Linked DNA regions of Homo sapiens: region 2 is linked to region 1. A link is a loop called in an ENCODE intact Hi-C map of the cell type or tissue named here. Cell type or tissue: mammary epithelial cell. All regions are shown on one strand. Links, peaks and the distances in the headings refer to the core of each region. The heading gives the core; the rest is flanking DNA. Region 1 overlaps ATG7 (autophagy related 7). Region 2 overlaps ATG7 (autophagy related 7).

What was found. Hi-C counts contacts between places; a loop is a spot of excess contacts. Peaks named below come from ENCODE experiments on the same cell type or tissue, not always from the same donor. Only the 100,000 strongest peaks of a DNase experiment are listed, where the experiment ranks them.
Region 2: a loop joins it to region 1, with 4 times the contacts of the local background. A loop is called at or near these places in 12 of 110 quality-filtered maps.

Annotation. Positions count from the first base shown.
Region 1 is chr3:11,525,287-11,534,085 of GRCh38, forward strand. The region is part of intron 20 of ATG7 (autophagy related 7); the gene reads left to right. It also overlaps the pseudogene CSTBP1. Among named protein-coding and RNA genes, the nearest start is that of VGLL4, 110 kb to the right of the region's middle. RefSeq lists an enhancer at 7,819-8,319. In mammary epithelial cell, for the core only: a CTCF peak has its summit at 5,087; a DNase peak (open chromatin) is centred at 4,985; H3K27ac peaks cover 1,390 bases.
Region 2 is chr3:11,388,151-11,396,949 of GRCh38, forward strand. All of the region lies in intron 19 of ATG7 (autophagy related 7), which reads left to right. Among named protein-coding and RNA genes, the nearest start is that of ATG7, 120 kb to the left of the region's middle. In mammary epithelial cell, for the core only: no CTCF peak of the experiment used is centred there; a DNase peak (open chromatin) is centred at 4,631; H3K27ac peaks cover 795 bases.

The sequences.
Region 1 (8,799 bases), core at 316-8,315:
TCCCAAAGTGCTAGGATTATAGGTATGAGCCACTGTACCCAGCCAGTGAAAGTAGAAATTATTTATTTATTTAACTATTCCTTGAAAAGAGGAAACAAAATGTTCCCTCTTTAGCCTGAATGATTAACTTTACTCATAAGAGGTTCACAGTAAGACATGTGATTTTTTTTTTTTTTTTTTTTTACTCCTTTGCCCTTGTATGTGACAGATGCTCATTTGTTTGTTGATTAACACCTTTTACACAGCCAACATTAATATCTAGTTATAGCCTTTTTTTTTTTTTTTTTAAACGGAGTCTTGCTCTGTCGCCCAGGCTGGAGTGCAGTGGCGTGATCTCGGCTCACTGTAAGCTCTGCCTCCTGGGTTCACACCATTCTCCTGCCTCAGCCTCCTGAGTAGCTGGAACTACAGGTACCCGCCACCACACCTGGCTAATTTTTTGTATTTTTAGTAGAGACGGGGTTTCACCGTGTTAGCCAGGATGGTCTCGATCTCCTGACGTTGTGATCTGCCCGCCTCGGCCTCCCAAAGTGCTGGGATTACAGGTGTGAGCCACTGCACCTCGCCAGTTATAGCCATTTTTAAATCAAAAGACCACTAGCAGCTGCTGAAAAGTTCTGTCACCTTTAATTCCTCATGTGTAGAGACTCTACCTCTCTCACAGGATTATTTTGAGAATTTAAAATGTTATTGTGATAGTTGACTAGGCTTGGTAAACTGTTCAGTGCTGTGCTGATATAAATGTGATAACTGCTGCTCTGTTTCCCAAATTCACAGGCAGAATATGAAATTCTGTAATCTTGAATCATAATCTTCATCAAGGGCCAGGCACCATGGTTCATGCCTGTAATCCCAGCACTTTGGGAAGCTGAGGTGGTCAGATCGCTTGAGCTCAGGAGTTCAAGACTAGCCTTGGCAACATGGCGAGACCCCATCTCTACAAAAAATACAAAAATTAGCCGGGCCTAGTGGTGCATGCCTGTAATCCCAGCTACTCAGGTGGCTGAGGCAAGAGAGTCACTTGAGCCCAGGGAGGCCGAGGCTTTAGTGAGCCGTGATCACTCCACTGCACTCCAGCCTAGGTGGCAGAGTGAGACTCAAGTCTCAAAAACAACAAAAAAACCCCCAGACAACAAGAAACATAATCTTCATCAAGAACTCTTACCATAATAGAATTTTGACTATTTTTTAAGATGCTAATTTATAAGCAATAGGATTATTAGCAATGTCCCTGATTCTACTACATTTTGTCAAAGTGGTTATTATTGGTGTATAGCAAAACTATTGATTTTTGTATGTTGATTATATTCCACCAGCATTGTTGACCTATCTTGTTAGTTGTAACAGTTTGAAAATTCTTTCAGATTTTCCACGTAGACAGTGGTATCTTTTGCAAATAACAATAGTTTATACTCTTGTTGTCTGTGTACCTCATTTCTTTTTCTTGTTTTACTGCATTCACTAAGGCTACAAAATAATGTTGAAATGAACTGCTTATGGAAGATTCCTGAAATTGTTCCTGACTTTGTTAAGAATGAATCTAAAGTTTTACCATTTACCATCATGTTTGCTGTAGATTTTATTAAGGAAGTTCCCTTTTGTTACTGATTTTCTGTTTTATTAAAATTGTGAGTGAAGGTAAAAAACTTTTTCTGCATCTTTTGAGATGTTTAATTTTTTGTCCTTTTATAAAAACTAATAGTGTGGTATATTAAATTACTATATATATAGTATATATATGTGTGTGTGTATATATGTGTGTGTGTGTGTGTGTGTGTGTGTGTGTATATATATATATATATATATACATACATATACATATACACACATTTTTTTGAGGTGGAGTCTCACTCTGTTGTCCAGGCTGGAGTACAGTAGCACGCTCTCGGCTCACTGCAACCTCTGCCTCCCAAGTTTGAGCAGTTCTCCTGCCTTAGCCTCCTGAGTAGCTGGGATTGCAGGCACATGCCACCACACCCAGCTAATTTTTGTATTTTTGGCAGAGATGGGGTTTCGCCATGTTGGCCAGGTTGAACTCCTGACCTCAGGTGATCCACTCACCTTGGCCTCCCAAAGTGCTGGGATTACAGGCATGAGCCACCACGCCTGGCCTTTTTTTCTTATATTGAACCATCCTTGTCTTCCTGAGATAATGTCATTCTCTTCTACCTGTCCCTGGGTAACTATTTAATACCATAGTTAAGAATTTGCATTCCTGGGAACTCATGGGATATCATCAGTGGCACTGAACTATTTTTCATGCTACATAAACACCTCAATTATCAGTATTATCAGGATTGCATGGGAAGGAATACAGAGATCTGTGGTCATAGGCATGAGAGTTACAATGTATGCCCCACAATCATATAGAAGGCAAACATATCAAAGTTTGAGAAAATTCTATCCTAGAAAGGATTTTAACTGCTTTAAGATTTGCCTGTAACAAATGGGTTATAGTTTAAAGAGGCTGAGTAACACTCTTAGTTTTAATTTAAAAACTCAAGTTACAGTTATATAAGGCCTTTCAGATGTCTTTTCTATTTCAGATGTTGTAACAGCCAACATAGGTAAGATTTTGTTCCAAAGCAGGTATTTTCATTTCCTTGTTTGTGACTACAAACACAGTAATGTGTTGCCCGTATCCATGCAGAAATGCAGGAGTGGGCTGATTTGTGATGCATCCTGCAGTCCTGCCTGTCATCTTGAATCATTAAATCTTCCCTGCTTTGCCTGTTACTTGAAGATCACCCACGTGTGGTCCCTTCTGCTTCAATTGTGGGCCTTCTGTTGCCTTCTCATGTTGGGGACCAACATGAGAAGTAAACGAACAACTTAATGAAGTAAAGTTCTGTTTACTCTTCTGGTTTGAAAGATAACCATTTCACGGGGCAAGGTTTTCTGCACTGAATCTTCTTTATAGCCTGCAACAATATTGACTTCATTCAACAAATATATCTTGAGCTGCTGTTATTAAATCAGCAAGGAGCAGCCCCTGCTTATGTGCCCAGGTTTATTGAAGTCATAATGGCACATACTTTAAAAAAACATAAGATAGCTATCTTACCTTCAGAGGAATCGCAGTCAGTCACTTACAGTCACCAATATCCGGGAAGTCAGATGGTCACGTACCTCCTATGTGTCAGCCATCATCAGAGACCTTGAGAAGCCTACAGAGAAAAATGCTTACCTCTGATATCACAGTCTGACATAGAGTCTACCAGAGGACACAATACAAAATGCATATAGAAAGTTAAAATAGTTTGGGCGCAGTGACTCATTCCTGTAATCCCAGCACTTTGGGAGGCTGAGGCAGGAAGATCCACAAGGTCAGGAGTTTGAGACCAGCCTGGCCAATATGGTGAAACCCCATCTCTACTAAAAATACAAAAATTAGCCGGGCATGGTGGTGCGCACCTGTAGTCCCAGCTACTCGGGAGGCTGAGGCAGGAGAATCACTTGAACCCAGGAGGCGGAGGTTGCAGTGAGCCGAGATGGTGCCATTGCACTCCAGCATGGGCGACAGAGCAAGACTCCATCTCAAAAAAAAAAAAAAAAAAAAAGTTAAAACAGCATTATGAGAATAAAATCACAATTCAGGGACACAGCAGAAGATAAGTCATAAATAAGATGTTGGACTCATGACTGCATATTCGGTCAGACTGTCAGCTGGAGGGAGAGAGGTACAGATAGGCTTTCTGCAGAATGGATGGGAACTGCAAAGGTGGGCCTGGAGGACATTTCAGGTAGAAGAAATACCATATGGAAGGCACTGTGGAAAAAAGGGGGCGGTACATTCAGGTGACAGTGGAAACTACACGTGTAGGTGGACAGGAGGGCATGGGAGGGGGACGGGGCAAGGAAGGCCTGGGAATGAAGAGGCTGAGGCTGACATCCTGGGGCACCTCCAAAGCCAGCCAGGTTGAAGAGTTGGGAGTTTGCTTTGTTTTTTAAGACTTAACAAATAAATATTTAAAGATAATATATAGCCCTTTTTGAAAGTAATTAAGATCATTGATTGGGAGGAAAAATCCAATAACATTTAGGAACCGTAACACAAGAGAAGCTGCTTGCCCCTCCTACCACAAGCAGTAAAGCCTATAGATGACATTGATTTTATGTTCCCAGATACGTGGCTTCAAACAGAGAATTGTTTTAAGTCTTAGTCATATGAATGAAGGGCCTTCTTCAAAATCAGGACTTAGAAATACAGCAGCTTGTCCTGTTGGCCTTGGGCTGGTAGTCAGATGAGGTCAAGGGCTTGTTTTCATGAGGGAGACTTGTTAAATACTTGGAAGTATACGATGTTATCAGCAACGTGAAGTTTGTCCCTGTGACCACCTGGCTCTTGAATACCACAGCCTTAAAAATAGGGAACTTCTTGATTTTTTTCTCATAATTGAGGCTTCACCTGGTTAGCAACGTCCTGGTCTCTTCAGTGGCAAGCATGGCAGGGGACACCCCACACGTCATCGTGGTAGCAGTGGGAGGGGACAGGGCAGAAAGGACCAGAGAGTTGATGTCTCTGCCCGAAGGTACCAAGGATGCTGAGATGGCTCTGTGCTCGTCAGCCCCTCAGGTGTTGGCTCTGTCACCTTTTGCTCCTTTGCCCTTTTCTTACTCACCCTAGCATGACCCATCTGCACCACCATCCTCTTGCCCAGGAGACAGGAGGGGCCCAGAGACTTCCTTCTCACTCCTTTTCTTTTGAAAGTGCATGTATGTGTTTTGGACAGAGGAGGACCTTCTACTTGGATCAGAGGTGTCGTTGGCTTTTTTGAGGACGCCTCTCGGTCTTGGCTGGAGGGTGGTGGTTGCAGGCAGGCCTGAGAACTGGATGACCCATGCAGAAAGAGCCAGCACAGATGTGTTATAATACCCTTCCCACCTCAGCAGACATGACTAAACAAACTCTGTCTGCTTTGAACAATTAAAGCATTTGTCAGAGCGGCTCCCAGAGAGAGCGAGGCCCTGCAAGCAGTGGCATGCTCTCAGAGGAAAGCAGTGTGTGTGCGGTGCGCGTGCAGTCCCTGTGCTGTTAGCAGGCTGCCTGGCCGTACTCCGAGAAGCACTCTGCATCGCCACCTTCTGCATTTAAACAGCCAGAATGACCTGAGCTTGGGTACAGGAGTGTAGCTTCCAGACTGTCTTTCATCAGTTTTGAGAAACTTGGATGCTGAATTGGGAAATGATGATTTGCTTTAAAGAAATGCAAGAAATGCAAAGATAAATACAAGAAAAACCCCAATTCTTTCCAGTCGGCACCCATTCCAGACTTGATGGTGAAATGAATCCCCTCCTCTGAGACCAACCGCTGTTGCCCTCCTGACCCCACCCTCCAGCAGTGACCCCCACTGAGCCAGTATCTTTCTCTCTTCAATCCTTCTTAATAATAAATAATAATTTCCACGTTCTACCTTTAAAATGAAGCCTGAGCCTGTAATCCCAGCACTTTGGGAGGCTGAGTCAGGCAGATCACTTGAGGTCAGGAGTTCGAGACCAGCCTGGTCAACATGGTGAAACCTTGTCTCTACTAAAAATACAAAAATTAGCCAGGCGTGATGGTGCACACCTGTAATCACAGCTACTTGGGAGGCTGAGGCAACGGTGTTGCTTGCCCCTGGGAGGCAGAGGTTGCAGTGAGCCAAGGTCACGCCACTGCACTCCAGCCTGGGTGACAGAGTGATACTCTATCTCGGAAAATAATAATAATAAAATGAAGACTGCCTTCCTCACTCACCGTGGTCCTGGCTAAGTGTCTGCTCACCACAGGACTATGGAGTCGGCAGAGCGGGCTTCTTGCCTCTCTGGCTGGTTGGCAGGGAAGGGCTGAGGCACAGAGAAGTTATTCTCCTGCCTGGTGCTGTCAGCAGTAGGTACAGAGTCAAGACTAAAACCCCGTTGTTCTGCCCCAGGTCTGGCAGTCTAGAAGAAGGGGGGGCTGTGCAGGGTACCCAGCCAAGGCAGAGTCCAGAGGAAGTCAAGGAAGAGTATGAATGTGAGTGTGGGGCAGGGAGCACTGTGCATTAGCCTGAGAGGTGGGGGGCACAGAGGAACAGGTCACTTAATGCTTGGCACTTAGGTCTGAGCCTGTTTATGAATGCACTGGGGTGCAACCCACCTGGCAAGGCAAAGCACCTTCCTGAGGTCCCACCACCCCCTGTGTGCCAGTCCATTACTGGCTGGCATTAGGGTGCTCACCTCTCTGTAGATTTCCTTAAGCCCAAGGGGCAATCACATGGTCCGCAAGTCTGCATATTGGTTTGCACTAAACTCTACCCTGACAACATACCATAAAAATGGTCTAGGCCAGGTGCAATGGCTCATGCCTATAATCCAGCACTTTGGGATGCCAAGGGAGTTGGATTGCCTGAGCCCAAGAGTTTGAGACCAGCCTGGGCAACATGGCAAAACCCTGTCTTTGCAAAAAATTAGCCAGGCATGATGGCACATGTCCGTAGTCCCAGCTACTCGGGAGGCTGAGGTGGGAGGATCACCTGAGCCCAGGAGGTTGAGGCTGCAGTGAGCCCAGATCCTACCACTGCACTTCAGCCTGGGTGACAAGAGTGAGACCCTGTCTCAGGAAAAAAAAAAAAAAAAAAAAAGTCTAATAACAGAGCAGCTAACATTTATTGAGTGCTTACTGTGTGCCAAGCACTGCGCTAAACACTTTGTTGGCATCATTTTATCAAATTTCTCCCAGAATCTTCTCTTAGAAAATGATTAGTTGTTTTGACTTAGAAACTAAAATATTGGATTTTATTCCTCCTCCTCCTCTTCCTCCTCTCCCCTCCGCCCCACACGCCACCCTGTAAGGGACTGTGGGGCGCTGCAGGGCTGGGGTTCTTGCCCCCAAGGTTCCTAAGAGTCAAAAGAAGATTTGCTCATTCAACAAGCGTGTATTGAGTATGATTTCTGATTTGTTGAGCATTTATTGATGCAATGCACCACATGAGATGCTGCAGACACAAAACTAATGCATACTCGCTGATCTCAAGGAGCCGGCACACATCATCTGCAAGGGACAAACCGGAAGTGTTGTGTGCTATGGCCCAAAACAGAGGAGGAAACGGAGGAGGACAGAGCTGAGTCTGGAAAGAGGAGGTGGAGGCAGAGAGAGGGAGATGGAATCAGTGGTGAGGAACACAGGCTTCTCAGGCTGGGTGCAGTGCCTCATGCCTGTAATCCCAGTGCTTTGGGAGGCCAAGGTAGGAGGATTGCTTGAGCCCAGGAGTTAGAGACCAGCCTGGGCAACATGGCAACGTCCTGTCCGTTCATAAAATTCAAAAATTAGCCAGGTGTGGTGGTGCGCACCTGTGGTTTCAGCTACTCAAGAGGCTGAGGCAGGAACACTGCTTGAGTCCCCAAGGCCGAGGCTACAGTGAGTCATGACTGTGCCACTGCACTCCAGTCTAGGTGACAGAGTGAGACCTGTCGTAAAAAACGAAACAACACCAGCTTCTCTCCCAAGAAATGAGGTTAACAATAACACCATCTCCCCTTGTGGCAAGGATGGGTCTAGATACTGCATGAGATGTCGTTAGCATGGTGCCTGAAATGCAATCAGCAGTTGGTAAAAATGAATTATTTTGTTGAGAGTTAAAAGTGCTTTGGAGGAGGACCTGAGTCTTGTTATCTTTGCACCACCCCAGCCCCCAGAGTCAGCACTGCCTCACATGAACACCGTGCCCCAGGATGCTAGCTAGTAAGGTGTCACAGACAGGGTGGCGAGGAGAAGCAAGCCCCAGCCTGAGCGGGAATGACTGGAGGAAAGGTCAGAGACAGAGCAGCCCGGAGGTGCGCTGGTGCGCAGAGCAGACAGTGGAGGGTTCAGTGGGCAGTGCTCTTCACCCCGGGTCTGAATAATGCCCGGGGCTTGGGAGGCCCCTTTGGCTGGGCACTTTCTCAGGGTGGCCATGCTGAGCTGCTGACCCCCAAGCCCTCCTCTCCAGCTCCCTTTCATCATCACCGTGAGTGTTCATTTAAACTCAGCAAGACCCATGCCAACAAAAACAAAGAAAATGATCTCTTAGTGGTTATTTATATGGTAAACCTCCTCTGGGGTGATTTTTTTTCCAGTCCAGCTTGCAATAATTTCTTAAGAAAGATAAAGTGATTTTTAAGTGTAATTTTAAGGAGCAGGCCCATACGTTAGCTTGCTTGCTGTTATTCTTCTGTTCATGTTGTTCACAACATGAACTTTGATTTGTCTTCTCCAGGTAGTTTGGGACCACAGAGAAAAATCCCCCTTCTGTTAAAAAAAAAAAAAAAAAGCCATTACACAAATACTTGAAAGCAGAAACTCTTCTCTGAAATCTTCTCTGAAATGACGAAAAACTCATTAAAAACTGCTTCCTGAGAAGGTAGAACAGATGCAAGGGAACACATGGAGCTGATTCTTTAAAGATGTTATTTTTTGAAGCCACAGTTGTTATTTCTTTTCTGTTAGCCAAAATGTAGCCTTACATTTTGAACTTAGCACCTCATATTTATCAGCAGAGAAACAGAAAAGAGTAAAACAAAAGAAACTAGAAGCAGAAAACTCTGAATTGTTTATAAAATGGGCTTTAAAAATACTTATTAAGAGAATGAACCATGCTTTCCTATTTTGCTCTTAAAAATTTAAGCACTTTCAAGTGATGGCTGATTAAAAAAACTTGGAGCGCATCTTGAGGCCCAGGTTTCCCACCATCAGAAATGTGCAGCCACAAAGGAAAAGTCCAGAATTTCAGCACTTGTGAGCCGTGCCACTGTCAGAGTTGGAAAAGTACTAGCCAGCAGAAAGCCTCCTCCTCCCCCCCC
Region 2 (8,799 bases), core at 567-8,566, 140 kb before region 1:
CTTTGGGAACTGACCATCTACCTCTGGGGACTCCTTTTCCTCAACTGTAGTAAAGGGAGATGCAGGGGCTGATTTACCACTAGTTTTTGTGTCTCTGAGATTGTGTAGTCTCTTGATCAACTATTTCATTTCTTTAGGCCCAGCTGTATCCAACTGGGTGATGGAGGACGGTACTAACTCTCCTCAGAGTTCAGACGGTTAGTTCTCCCTCTGCTAGCAGGGTGCATTGACTTGACTCCTGATGGGCAAAGGTCCCCAACTAGCCACTGCTCATGTTCCTTCTTTTTTTTTTTTTTTTTAAGGAGTCTTGCTCTGTTGCTCAGGCTGGAGTGCAGTGGCGCTATCTCAGCTCACTGCAAGCTCCGCCTCCCAGGTTCATGCCATTCTCCTGCCTCAGCGTCCCAAGTAGCTGGGACTACAGGTGCCTGCCACCACGCCTGGCTAATTCTTTGTACTTTTAGTAGAGACAGGGTTTCACCGTGTTAGCTAGGATGGTCTGGATCTCCTGACCTCATGATCCACCCACCTCGGCCTCCCAAAGTGCTGGGATTACAGGTGTGAGCCACTGCGCCAGGCCCCTTCTTTCTTTTTTTTATTCATATAGTACATTCATCTTCATCCTCTTGCCTATACCCTCAATAACTTTGTAAGATAGGGAGGGAGGAACATGGACTTGTAACTGCTACCCAGCTGCTGAAACAAGGGAGCCATCAGCTGGAACTGGGAAAGCTTTTATGGACATATATGGTCTTACACACACAGGCTTTATACAATGTATATATCACTACTTAGAGTATTTTAAGTACCTAAATATAGGCCTGGCATGGTGGTTCACACCTGTAATATCAGCACTGTGGGAGGCTGAGGGGGGCAGATCACCTGAGGTCAGGAGTTCAAGACCAGCCTGGCCAACATGGCGAAACCCTGTCTCTACTAAAAATACAAAAATTAGCCACACTTGTAATCCCAGCTACTTGGGAGGCTGAGGCAGAAGAATCTTTGAACCCAGGAGGTGGAGGTTGCAGTGAGTCGAGATGGTGCCACTGTGCTCCAGCCTGGGGAACAGAGAGAGACCCTGTCTCAAAAAAAAAAAAAAAAAAAAAAAAAGATGTGAAAGAACTGTTTGAGAATGTCTTATTCCTGAAGTTACCCTTATGACTTGTTCATATAACATGTTATACTGTATTTATGATAGTGATATGGATATGAACTTAATCATAGTTTTCTAGAGTGTCTGACCTTCTCTAGTTTTATATAATTCTTTCATTATGAAAGTTTTGTTAGTGCTTTTTTTTTTTTTTTTTTTAACACAGAATAAGCTACATGGTTCTCTTCTCTAGAATATCTAATGACTGGTTAAATCACATAGCAAAGTTAGACATCTTGAATTTACAGCCATCATACTAAAACGGGAAAATACCGCCTGTGTGGGCCTTAAGCTACTGCAAGTGTGCCAAATGTGAACAGTCAGTGGGAGAATACACATGAGCAAGTTTTGCAAATTAGAGGAGTCTTCTTGACAGTACACAAGGGTGTATTCAGCAGAGTCTTGAGTAAAGGCAGCATCATTGGAATATATGTGCAGCCTCCCACGAGGACTACTGTGGAGCATGTGTTGAATCGTAATCTGAACTCACCTGTCGTCATAAGTCTTGGCAGCTAAGGTGTCTTTGTAATTGACTCTGGATTCACTGAAGCATTTGGATATTTTAAAGAACTCTATTGACCTTCCAACTTGGGATAGAAATCCATGCAAAAGCATATTTTTGTGTTATGTGCGAAGGCCTGGGAAAAATTTGGATTTCTCTTAGTTCTCAGTTGTACTTTGCATTTTCCTTTCTTTATATGTCAGCTCTTCCACAAAGGACCTTGAAGGGAGAGGGTAACGAAAGTGGGGATTGAGGCAAGTGGTAATTACTCATTGTTGTGTTGAAACCTCCTACGTATCCCAAATGTGGAATGTGAGCTCAACATCGCTCTTTCTTAAAGAAGACTATTTATTTTGTTGCCTGAGTAAAACCTTCCATAAAATTGCTAATAGGCCTATGTACAATATTTTCGTTATTTCAGTTTGACTTGACTGATAAGGAAGATTGATTTTAATCATAAGGCACACAGATTTTTTAAAAAGTGAGTGCAAAATGACTTGCTAATAGACTAATGTCTGAGTAAGAAAACAAAAACATGTGTCTCCCAGCTCTATTGGAGGAGCAAGAGTTTCATTTAACAATATCTGCTGTCTTTGCCTAATCACTCACTAGTTGCTATTTTTGATAATATTCCAATAGGCGCTGAAAGTATACCTGGAAAATGAGACCTATGTCATCCTATCCCACTCAGCAGAAGGACTGCAGTCCCAACAAATGGACCCTTTCACAGTGCTCCCTGGAGGAGACTGTATGTTTCTGTTGGGCTGTGCTAGTTTGATCTGTTCTTCTTGGGAAATTGCTTTTACTCTCACAGTATTTTCCTCATAATAGCCTCAGCAGTGGTAACTTTTTGACCTTTGTGGGTGGGTTTGATTTTTTTTTTTTTCCAGAAAGTAATTTGAAGCTGTGTGTTGTGAATAAAGAGAATGAGCAATTTGCAGGAAATTTTTAAAAAACTGCAAGTTAAAGTACTGCAAGGCTTAAAATGGCACATGGGTGTGAACAAATGAGAACGTTAGAAGGGAATTCAAAAGTATCCTATCTTTTGAGCTAAGAGCTGGCAGGACATTTTGATATGACTAGTGCAGCAGCAGTGAGCACTGGCTTTATCTGCTACCCACTAACCATGTGACCTTGAGCAAGTATCTCAAACTTTGAGCTTCAGTTTCCTCAGGTATGATGTAGTTGCAGTACCATAGCCATGAAGTTGGAATAAGAGCTCGTGTGATGGGTGTCATGTAGTTGGCACTGTCAGTGTTTTCCGTTGATCTTTTGTCTGAACAGAGATCAGGTGCCGTTCCCATTTCCTTTCCTGAATATACTCATTTTTGTCATTTACAGCCATAAAAAACTTTCCATCTTTAGAAGTTGACAAAAAAGGAGGGGAACAAAAAAGGGCCTGGCCTCAAGATGTGAGCAAATACTAATGTGCAAGTTTTTAGATTCTTTTTCTTTTTCTTTCCTTTTCCCTTTTCTTTTCATGACAGCTGTAAATCTAGGAGCTTAATTATTAACCTAAATGAAGCTGAGGTTTAATGTTCCCCGGAGCATGCACTGATGGGGAAGGATGAATTCTCATTTCCTGGAGGCTGAAGATCTGTGCAGGTGTCTGTGGCCAATGTTAAGCCTACGACTTTAGATGAGCTGGCATAAATCTTGGGAGAGTTTTCTTGTCTGTGTTCCCTCTGAATTTCTCTGTGCTGTTAGAGGCAGGGACAGAAGAGAACCAGCATGGCAGTGCTGGGCTCAGGGTGATGCCTGCCTGCCAGCACAGCGGTTCTTGTCCCTGTCCCACATTGCTTCTTGGAAGCCTTTTTACAGCCTCAATCATCTTGCTTTTTCTACCGCAGCTATAAATGGGTTGGAAGCCAGTGCAACATGGGCAGGGAGGACTTGGTTTAATCTTTTCAAGTGCTACAGCATTTCTCTGTTCCTTTGGCATCGTTTTATGGATGTTTTCCCAGTATCCCTTTCCAGTGTCTTATGAATTGGCTAGCAAGAGCGCTTCCCAGTCTATCAGATGGAGAGAGCATTAGGCTCAGAGAAATTACATGAAAGTCCAGGATTTCCAACTTCTTGTTCACTTTTCTACCATATTAATCATCTCTCAGACAGTGATGTGGTAGGATTCATATGCATAGAATTCCATTGTACTTATTGGGGGGGGGGTAATTTCACTTTAAATTTTTAGCAGCTTCGAGGACTTAATTGGTTAGGCTCCTTCAGGCTGTCTTTGGAAATCTTGTCCTTTGAAAAGGGAATGCTGATACCCAGAGGAATGTATTTCTTATGGTCATGTTTCAGACTGTAGCATCTTGAAAGTCATGTGGGCTAGAGCAACTTCTAGGTGTCCTTTAGCACAGATGCAGGCTGGGGGTTGAGAGTTTAAAAGCTTTTTCTCAAACTGTTTATGACAAACATAGTTCATCTCCCATTTTGGTTAATTCTCAGCTTAAGTATTTTAAGAAACATTTGGAGGGCAGGGACATGCAGCTGCTAAGAATCCAAGACAGTGCTGTTTTGAAAATGCAAATATTTCTGGTTTGCATTTACTTGAAGTAGGGTAGCTTTCTCCCATATATTCCCTTGAATACAGATATTCTTTAAATGACATCATTTTGAGTAGAATACAGAGTCCAGGTGGTTTTGGGGAAATCATTAAAAAAACAAACAAAAAAAACAAAACAAAACAAAAAAACAAAAGCTTAGGTATCATTGCATTCTAGGGGCCAAGAAACAGAACGATGGTATTTTTGGCAGGCACCCAGGCCCAGCAAAACCCACACCCCAAGGCTGTCTCTGTAGCTTCCTGTGGTTTTCCCACTGAAGAGAAACAGCCTTTCTCTTGGAGGGCCTGGGATGGCAAATATGTATATCAGCTTGATCAGAATCATAATATTCCGGCTTTGAGGTTATGTCCCAACAGGCTTCATTTAGGAAATTTGATGCACCACAATTGTTGCAAACTGAGCTGAACTGATTTTGTGGCTCCTAATGGTGCAAGTTTTTTGTTTGTTTGGTAGAAACTGGTAACGTCCTATATTAGAAGTTATGCTACCAGGTGATCTGTAACAATAAAGTCAAGTCTCAGACTAAATTTTGCCACAGATAAGAACATTAGCAAGCAGGCACAAAAGTTAGTCATTCAGCATGTTCCTGTGGACTGGGAAAAGCCCCAACCTGTCCTTTGGGTATGTATCTCACGTCAAAGTTTAGGTAGAAACAGATGCAGAAAAATTCTCAATACAGGACACATCTAAACTTTTCATTGGCGCAGGTGATGGAATCCTCTGTTAAGTGTCCAGACCCAGGACCAGAGTGCCACTGCAGAAAGTGTTAGGCTGCCTGGTTTGCCAGATTCTTATAACCCACGTATATATGCAAGGTTAGAGATCCCTGTACAGTATTTCCAGCCAACACATATATATATTGAATTCTATTGTTTTCATCGGAAAAATTATTTCTACCATCCTTTATACTTGTGAGGAAATCCTCTAGTATAGATTTCAAAGCTGTAGCTGATGCTTTTGTAATAGCCACACCTGGGGTATGCACTCCTGATTAGGGTACCTCAGATACTAACTAGCTACCCATAAGAGGAAGGGAGGGAGGGAGGGAGAAAGGGTTTGTGTGTCTTCCCACATACTTGCATGCATTCATACTGTGTATTCAGAAATATTTAAAAATAAATTACAGATAATAGGTATCTCTTTATTTGACCCTGGAAATATTATGTCTTGTATAATGTTGCCAGCCATTCATGAGTGACTTGAAATGTCAACTGACCTTTGGCCTGCCATGGTGTTTTAGTCAGAGCCATTGATGAATGGCTCACCATGGGGCAGAGAAGAGAGAAGAGAATGATAATTTTTGATAGTTTTGTAGGTTTTTTTTTTCTTTTATCTCAGTCTCATTCGGTTGCCCAGGCTGGAGTGCAGAGGTGCGATCTTGGCTCACTGCAACCTCCACCTCCAAGGTTCAAGGGATTCTCGTGCCTCACCCTCGCAAGTAGCTGGGAATACTGGTGCATGCCACCACACCAGGCTAATTGTTGTATATTTTGTAGAGATAGGGATTCGCCATGTTGCCTAGGCTGGTCTCAGACTCCTGAGCTCAAGCAGTCCTCCTCCCTTGGCCTCCCAAAGTGCTGGGATTACAGGCATAAGCCACCATGCCCGGCCAGCTTTGTAGGCTTTTTCAAGCTTTTTTGCATTCTTTCATTTGATATTCTGGTATTGTGGAGATGTTGTATCCCCCACTCAATTTTATACACAAATCGTTGTCCAGGGTCATAGAATGAGTAAATTACAGGAACTATAACTTGAACGAACTCTCATCCTTTATAGTTCCTCTGTACTATAAGGGCAAGTTACTACCAAGAAGAGCTATTACTATTCTTCAAAGAATACCATAGAACTTTTTCACCTTGGGGCAGTTATTGCCAAGGTAAGACCATGTACTAAGGATATATTATATAACAGAATGCTGGGAGATTTCTGTCTTAACTAGTGATAGGACAGGTGATTTAAACCAGCTCTCTTACTGAAGTCACCTTAAGAAACTGGATCAGTTGCTTCTAAAAATCTTCTTAAACATCAAATCACTATTATAAGGAGATTCTGAGTTGAGCTTTGAGAGAGAATGTAAGCACAGAGGAGCAAAGCCGTAGTATTAGGGCAATTTTTTGTTTTATGGCCATTTGCTGATCAGGAAAAGGAAGTTGAGAGCGTGAGCCACACCTTTAGTGTCCTTTCAAGGTGAAGGAGATAAAACTTGTAGTCTGGGTGCTTTCAAGCCTGAGAACCCTTATAAATCATTCTTGACTTTGGGTTGGAACTCTATCAAGAGATACACCTAGGAGTAAGGGTGAAGTGGGTGTAAACCATCCCTCACATTGGCTGTAACAATTTCACATTATTTAAGTGGCCCGGAAACCGTAAGGCTTCCTTGCATTAAGATAATTCTATTTAGCTAATGCCCATAGTTGCCAGGTAAAAGCAATGAAATCTTAGAGGGAAATATGATCCTAGTCCTAAAATTATTTATATAGATAATTTTGCTGTTACAATATCCAGCCACAGAGGTAACCAGGCACACAAGAAGAGAAGGTACCATAAGTGAGAGTTGGCAGAAGCAAAGACAAAAGAAATACAGACATACAGAGATTCTAGATATTGTACTTATTAGACATACACTATGAAATACTATTCTTACAGCATTAAAGGAAGTAAAAGCCCAAATTTTAGTTGTATTGGGGACTGGAAACTCTAAAATACGGCTTTCCAGATTTAAAAAACTGAAATCTAGAACTGAAAATTCAAAAACAAAATGAATAGGTGTATAGGCAATTATATACATCTAAAGAGCAAATTAGTGAAATGGAAAATAGGTTAGAAGAAACTTCAGAGTGAAGCACTGTATACACAAAGATGGAAAATATAAAAAAGGTAGAAGATAGAGTGAGAAAGTCTAACAGTCATAATTGGAAATCTAGAAAAAAAGAAATAATGGTTCTATAGCAACATTGAATGGGATTATAGATAAACTTTTTTTGAAACAAATGAAAAACCTGAAGCCTCAAATCCAAGAAGCCCAACAAATTTATAACAGTACAAATAAAACTAAATCCACACCAAGACCCATCATAATCAAACTTCAGAAAATGGAATATAAAGACATCTTAAAAGCAGTGGGGGATGGGGAAAAGACATTAACTTCTGAAGAATGATGGTCAGGCTTACAGTTGACTTGCAGAGTGTGAGCCACATGACAATGGAAATAACTTCTTTAGTGTGCTGAAGGAAAGAAACGCATCCCACAATTTTAAACCCAGCAGATAATACCGTTCAAGAATGAAAGGGCTGGGTGCAGTGGCTCACGCCTGTAATCCCAGCACTTTGGGAGGCCGAAGCGGGCAGATCACGAGGTCAGGAGATCGAGACCATCCTGGCTAACACGGTGAAACCCCGTCTCTACTAAAAATACAAAAAATTAGCCGGGCGTGGTGGTGGGCGCCTGTAGTCCCAGCTACTCGGGAGGCTGAGGCAGGAGAATGGCGTGAACCGAGGAGGCGGAGCTCGCAGTGAGCGGAGGTCACACCACTATACTCCAGCCTGGGCGACAGAGCGAGACTCTGTCTCAAAAAAAAAAAAAAAAAAAAAAAAAAGGTAGGGGGGGAAGAGTAAAAGTGAAGGTATTAAAGGTATTTTGTATAGACAAGAACAGAGTCCACCACTAGCATGTTTACACAAAAGGACTTTTATTGGGTCTTCTCCAAATAGGAGGAAGGTGATCCAAAACGTTAAATCAGAAGTATAGGAAAAAAAAAAAAGTATAGAAAGTGGTTAAAGATGGGGATAACTCTAGGCCAGGCACAGTGGCTCATGCCTGTAATCCCAGCACTTTTGGAGGCTGAGGCAAGCGCATCACTTGAGGTCAAGAATTTGAGACCAGGCTTGCCAACACAGTGAAACCCCATCTTTACTAAAAATACAAAAATTAGCCAGACGCATGCCTGTAGTTCCAGCTACTTCAGGGGGTTGAGGTGAGAGGATTGCTTGAGCCCAGAAGTTTGAGGCTGTAGTGAGCTATGATTGTGCCCTGTACCCCAGCCTGAGCAACAGAGCGAGACTGTCCCAAAAGAAAAAAAAATGTGGGTAACTCTAAATGAACATTTGAACATTTACTGTATAAGAAAATACAATATTGAGTGGGATATTTTTTAAAAATAGAAATTTAAGGCCGAGGTGGGCGGATCACTCGAAGTCAGGAGTTTGAGACCAGCCTGGCCAACATAGTGAAACCCCACCTCTACAAAAAATACAAACTAAAGTTTAGCCGGGCATGGTGGCAGACACCTGTAATTCCAGCTACTCAGGAGGCTGAAGCAGGAGAATCACTTGAACCTGAGAGGTGAAAGTTGCAGTGAGCCGAGATGGCGCCACCGCACTCCAGCCTGGGCTACAGAGCAAGACTCTGTCTCCAAAAAAAAAAAAAAAGAAAAGAAAAGAAAAGTATTAAAACTTGGAGGAGGTAGGTGATTGGAATTAGTCTGTTCTAAGGTTCTTGCATTGTCTTGGAAGAGGTTAAAGATAGGAATTAATGCTTGACTGAGATAAGTCAAGGATATATGTTATAACTGATAGACTAA